Regions from separate parts of the Homo sapiens genome. Here region 2 is linked to region 1. A link is an interaction called in ENCODE POLR2A ChIA-PET data of the cell type or tissue named here. Cell type or tissue: MCF 10A. All regions are shown on one strand. Region 1 overlaps SLC25A43 (solute carrier family 25 member 43). Region 2 has its middle 9.1 kb from the start of SLC25A5-AS1.

Region 1 (2,500 bases):
TTTTTCATGTTCATATCTACATCTTCAATCCTGACCTCCCTTCTGAGCCATGGTCCCACATTTCCCACAGCCTGCTCGACATCACTATTTGGCTATCATATCCCCACTGTCACCTCTAACTTAATGTGCATCAAGCTGACCTCTTCTTTTCCTAACACTGTTATTCCAGAGTTTTCCATTTCAATTCCATCATTGCCCCAGTGACTCAGGCTGGAAATCCACAACTTGTGTTTGACTCTTCCCCTTCCCCTCACCCGGTTAACCTTGAGCCCTGTTGCTTCTTCATTCCTAACATTCCCATGCTGGTCTTTCTTTTTGTCACTGCCTCTTGCCCTAATCTTGGACCTTATCAGCTCATACCTAGGCTATTACAGTAATCTCCTCATTGGTCTCCAGGATTAATTCTAAAAATGATCTTAAGCATTGAATATTAATATGTACTAGGCACTGTGCTAAGTGCTTTATGTTCATTATCTCATTTAATCCTTACAACAGCCCTACAAGGTGGGCACTGTTATTATTAAGTCCATTTTACAGATGAGAAAACTGAGGCACCGAAAGGTTTTGTAGCCTGCAAGTTCACCCATCCAGTAATTGAGCTGGGATATAAGCCCAGGGAGCTTGTCTCCAGAGTCAGTGCTCATTTCAATCCTCTCCAGCCCAGCCCATATGGGATTCTGTCAGATGAATCTTTCTCAGATCTGTCTGCGTTAGATCCTTTTTTTTTTTTTTTTTTCTTTTTGTGAGACAGGGTCTTGCTCTCTCTCCCAGGCTGGAGTGCAGTGGCACAATCACAGCTCATTGTAGCCTCAACCTCCCGGGCCCAAGCAATCCTTCCACCTCAGCCTCCCAAGTAGCTGGGACCACAGGCATGCGCCACCTATGCCTGACTAATATTTTAAATGTTTTGTAGAGATGAGGTCTCCTGGTCTCCTTATGTTGCCTAGGCTGGTCTCAAACTCCTGGGCTCAAGCCATCCTCCCGCTTTGACCTCCCAAAGTGGTGGGATTACAGGCATGAGCCACTGTACTCAGCCTGTTGTTGTGTCCTTCTTGATGGTCCCCAGAGAAAAAAGGCTGAGCCCCTTGGCTTGGCATGTTTCCCTTACCAACTGTGCGATCCTTGTTGCACAGAGGCCCTTTATATAAGAAGTTACAAAAACAAATGCCTGCAGAAACTTGGAAGTAACATGAAAAAGAGAATGTAGGGAAACCCAGATAACATACACTCACCCTGTAAAGAATAAGCCTTCAGGCTGGGCCTGGTGGCCCACGTCTGTAATCCCACCACTTTGGGAAGCCAAGGTGGGTGGATCACTTGAGGTCAGGAGTTCAAGACCAGCCTGGTCAACATAATGAAACCCCGTCTCTACTAAAACACACACAAAAAAATTAGCTGGGCATCATGGCAGGTGCCTGTAGTCCCAGCTACTCAGGAGGCTGAGGCGGGAGGATCGCTTGAACCTAGGAGGTGGAGGTTGCAGTGAGTTGAGATTGTGCCACTGCACTCCAGCCTCGGTGACAGAGCGAAACTTCATCTCAAAAAAAAAAAAAAAAAAAAAAAAAAAAAGCCTTCAAATGCATTCCGAGCCATCATGGCTTTCAAAAGCATTCTGGAGAGCTAAACTTCACTGTGCTCACAAAATGTGATTTGCATCTAAATATGGATGACAGAAAGGAAGAAAGAGAGCCAGTAGAGGCTGTGGCCAGTTCCTCCTCTCCAAAGGACGGATGCCATTTAGAAATGTAGGCCCAGTTTTCAAAGGAGTCTAAAATCCAGATTTTTATGTAAAATCTCCCAGTTTTTCACTGCTGGCAAATGAAAATTGTTAAGTACTGGCTGGGCTAAACAAAACACACATTCGTATGACCTCTGCTCTATTCAAGCCTCCAAGTTCATCAAACTAATCTTCTTAGCCCCTTCTCCCAAGCCCTGAAGACTAAGTGCATTTCACATTCCAGTCACCAGGCCTTTGTTCATGAGGTTACCTCTGTCTTGGAACATCTGCCCAATTTTCTTAAAGGCTCAACTGAGGTTTGTCTCAGTGATGGCTGTCTTTTCTGACCTACTGTAGCACATACCTGTTGTTTAAGAAATGAGTTGGCTTTTCCCATCCCCAAAACAGCTGTCCTATCTTGATGGATCAAGGTAGATGTTTTGCCTTTGTAGAACCACAATGGAGGTGCTCCAGCCCACTTCAGAGGGGATTCTGGGGCAAGAGAAGCTGAGTTAACTAACAATCTACTCAGTTAATAACTGCAGATGCCGTATTTTCACTGTCCCCCACCCAACCCCCAAGGGCATAGTTATTTTGTTCTAAGAGCTTTGTGGGTGAATACCACCCACCCCCTTTTTATTTTTGAGACAAGAGTCTCGCTCTGTCACCCAGGCTGGAGTGCAGTGGTGCAATCTCGGCTCACTGCAACCTCCGCCTCCTGGGTTCAAGTGATTCTCCTGCCTCAGCCTCCCGAGTAGCTGGGACTACAGGCATGCACTACCA
Region 2 (2,500 bases), 57 kb after region 1:
CGTGGAACTGGAGTGGATGAAGGAATTTGGAGGCAGCCCTGTACATCAGGGAGAGGTCTGGGGCTTCCTCACCACCTGACCTTCCTCGGAGCACACCGCTCAGGACTCACTCATGAGAAGCTTTGAGGCTAGAGGTCTCATTTTCAAATACCAAACTTTCTTACTTGACAACAATTCAACTTTTACTTAACTGTTTTGTGCCTTAGTTTCCCCATGTGGAATATGGGGATAACTTTAGTACCTACCTCATAGGAATAGTGTGAAGATTAAAGGAGTTAATATATGTAAAGTGCTTAGAACAATGCTGGGCACCTGCTTTACACAATTTTGCTCTTATTATGACTGTTATTGCTTTGTTTTTGTTTTTGAGATAGAGTCTTGCTCTGTCACCCAGGCTGGAGTTCAGTGGTGCGAACTTGGCTCACTGCAACCTCCACCCCCCAGGTTCAAGCGATTCTCCTGCCTTAGTCTCCCGAGTAGCTGGGACAAGAGGTGCAAGCCACCACACCTGGCTAATTTTTGTATTTTTAGTAGAGATGGGGTTTCACCATGTTGGCCAGGTTGGTCTCGAACTCCTGGCCTCAAGTGATCCAACCGCCTCAGCCTCCCAAAGTGCTGGGATTACAGGCAGGAGCCACTGCATCTGGCCCGACTGTTATTGTTTTATTGAAATGCTTTAAATTATTTTCACTTCATTCATGGGAGAATGGTTTAATGGATTTATCCTTTTCCTGCAGATTTTCTAAAACAGTCTCAAGAAAATGCTATATATACTATAGAAAGTGGATCACACACACACACACAGAGAGAGAGAGAGAAGGTTGTAAAGAAAGAAAAGGACATTTTTGGAATGGACTGAATGAATAGAAACATGTGCTTATGGTGATAATCCTGAGCTCTAACTCAGAGCACTTATTTTACAACACTGATTATGAAAGAGACCAAAGGTCAAAGATAAATCCGTCCTGCCTCACAACCAGACTGCACTGCTCACCTGACCCAGGGGCCACTGTGTGGTCACCAGGATTCTTCTCACAGCTTCCTTTGCTCTCGTAGTATTTCAAGGAACCCATGAGGTCCCAGCCTGATTACCCAACCCTATGACTTCACTCCCTAGGGAAAGAAGCTGCAGGGAGGAGAAAATTTACTGAGACCTTTAGAAGCAAAGGATCTCCTTTCACTTTCACAACTAAGTCCAGGGTTCAGGAGTCCATTTATTACAAAAATTGAGCTTCATAATGGCTTTATCCCAGAAGTGAAGATCAGGGGGTAAGGACGCTTGGGCTTCTGGGTAAAAGCGTGCTGTTTGCCAATTAGGGTAGAAAGCTAGGAGTTTGACCACTGAAATTGTAATCCCACTTCGGCTCCATGTTTCTTTGTCTTGGGTCATATCACATCCCGTCACTAGTTAGTGGCTCAGTTTGTCTACCAGGAAACCTGGAAATCAACTTTCCTTTTTAAGCTACAATATAATTCCTCAAATCTACTGTGGGCTGTGGTTCTTTTTGGAGTTTCTAGGGCTAGATAGATTGAATTAAGTTAAGCCTGCGTCTTCAGGTTAAACAATCGATACAACCAGGTAACAGTAATTTCTCTAAAACTACAGAATCAAGATCATAGCTCATTATTTTGACATCTTATATGCCAGATGTTGTGCTAAGCACTTTACATGGATTAACTGTCCCTATTGTCTCAACAGCCCTAAGAGGCAGGTATTATTATTCACTCCATTTCACAGCTATGAAACCGAAGCTTAGAGAGATGAGATAATGTCCTCTGAGCTATCTGACTCGGCAAAAGGTTTCAAAGAGAACTTCAAGGTGACCCTGTCCAACTATTTATTTTGGGTCATGAACTATATTAAAATATGAAAGCCGGCTAGTTTCAATACCAACTGACAAAATCCATTTGACAAATATTAAATAGAAATTATAATAACCTCAGTTGGATAAAAAAAGAGATAACAAAAGAAAAAATAAATTATAATAACCAAAGCACTGTTTGTAAAGTCCATTTTTAGAGTATGGGTTATTTTCTATTTTCAGCCAATTTAAGAATTATGGTCATTAAAAACTACTTGACCCTAAAGCTCTAGAGTTAAATTTGAATTTATTCACATTTCTTTGGCTTTTCCAAGACAGATCTTCCTTTTAAATGACGGCTCTTCACAAGGAATACTGAGCCTCTCTCTAAGGTTACAAGCCTGAGGCTGGGGTCATTAGGACTTTGCGTAAGGCCCATACCAACTAACAACCACAGGAGGAGTTGGTGTTGGCCGCACCCTTACCTCTAACCAGGGTTGGCTCTCAGAAAAATGCAGTGAGGCTGGGCACAGTGGCTCACGCCTGTAATCCCAGCACTTTGGGAAGCCTAGGCGGGCAGATCACCTGAGGTCAGGAGTTCGAGACCAGCCTGGCCAACGTGGTGAAACCCCGTCTTTGCTAAAAATACAAAAATTAGCTGAGTGTGGTAGCGGGCACCCGTAATCCCAGCTACTCAG

The links. ChIA-PET counts read pairs that join two places held together with the same protein. Peaks named below come from ENCODE experiments on the same cell type or tissue, not always from the same donor. Only the 100,000 strongest peaks of a DNase experiment are listed, where the experiment ranks them.
Region 2: POLR2A ChIA-PET joins it to region 1 with 5 read pairs; 11 of 35 experiments call an interaction of 5 or more read pairs at or near these places.

Annotation. Positions count from the first base shown.
Region 1 is chrX:119,419,572-119,422,071 of GRCh38, forward strand. The region is part of intron 3 of SLC25A43 (solute carrier family 25 member 43); the gene reads left to right. Among named protein-coding and RNA genes, the nearest start is that of SLC25A43, 21 kb to the left of the region's middle. In MCF 10A, no CTCF peak of the experiment used is centred here; no DNase peak of the experiment used is centred here.
Region 2 is chrX:119,476,949-119,479,448 of GRCh38, forward strand. No RefSeq gene overlaps it. Among named protein-coding and RNA genes, the nearest start is that of SLC25A5-AS1, 9.1 kb to the left of the region's middle. In MCF 10A, no CTCF peak of the experiment used is centred here; a DNase peak (open chromatin) is centred at 1,093.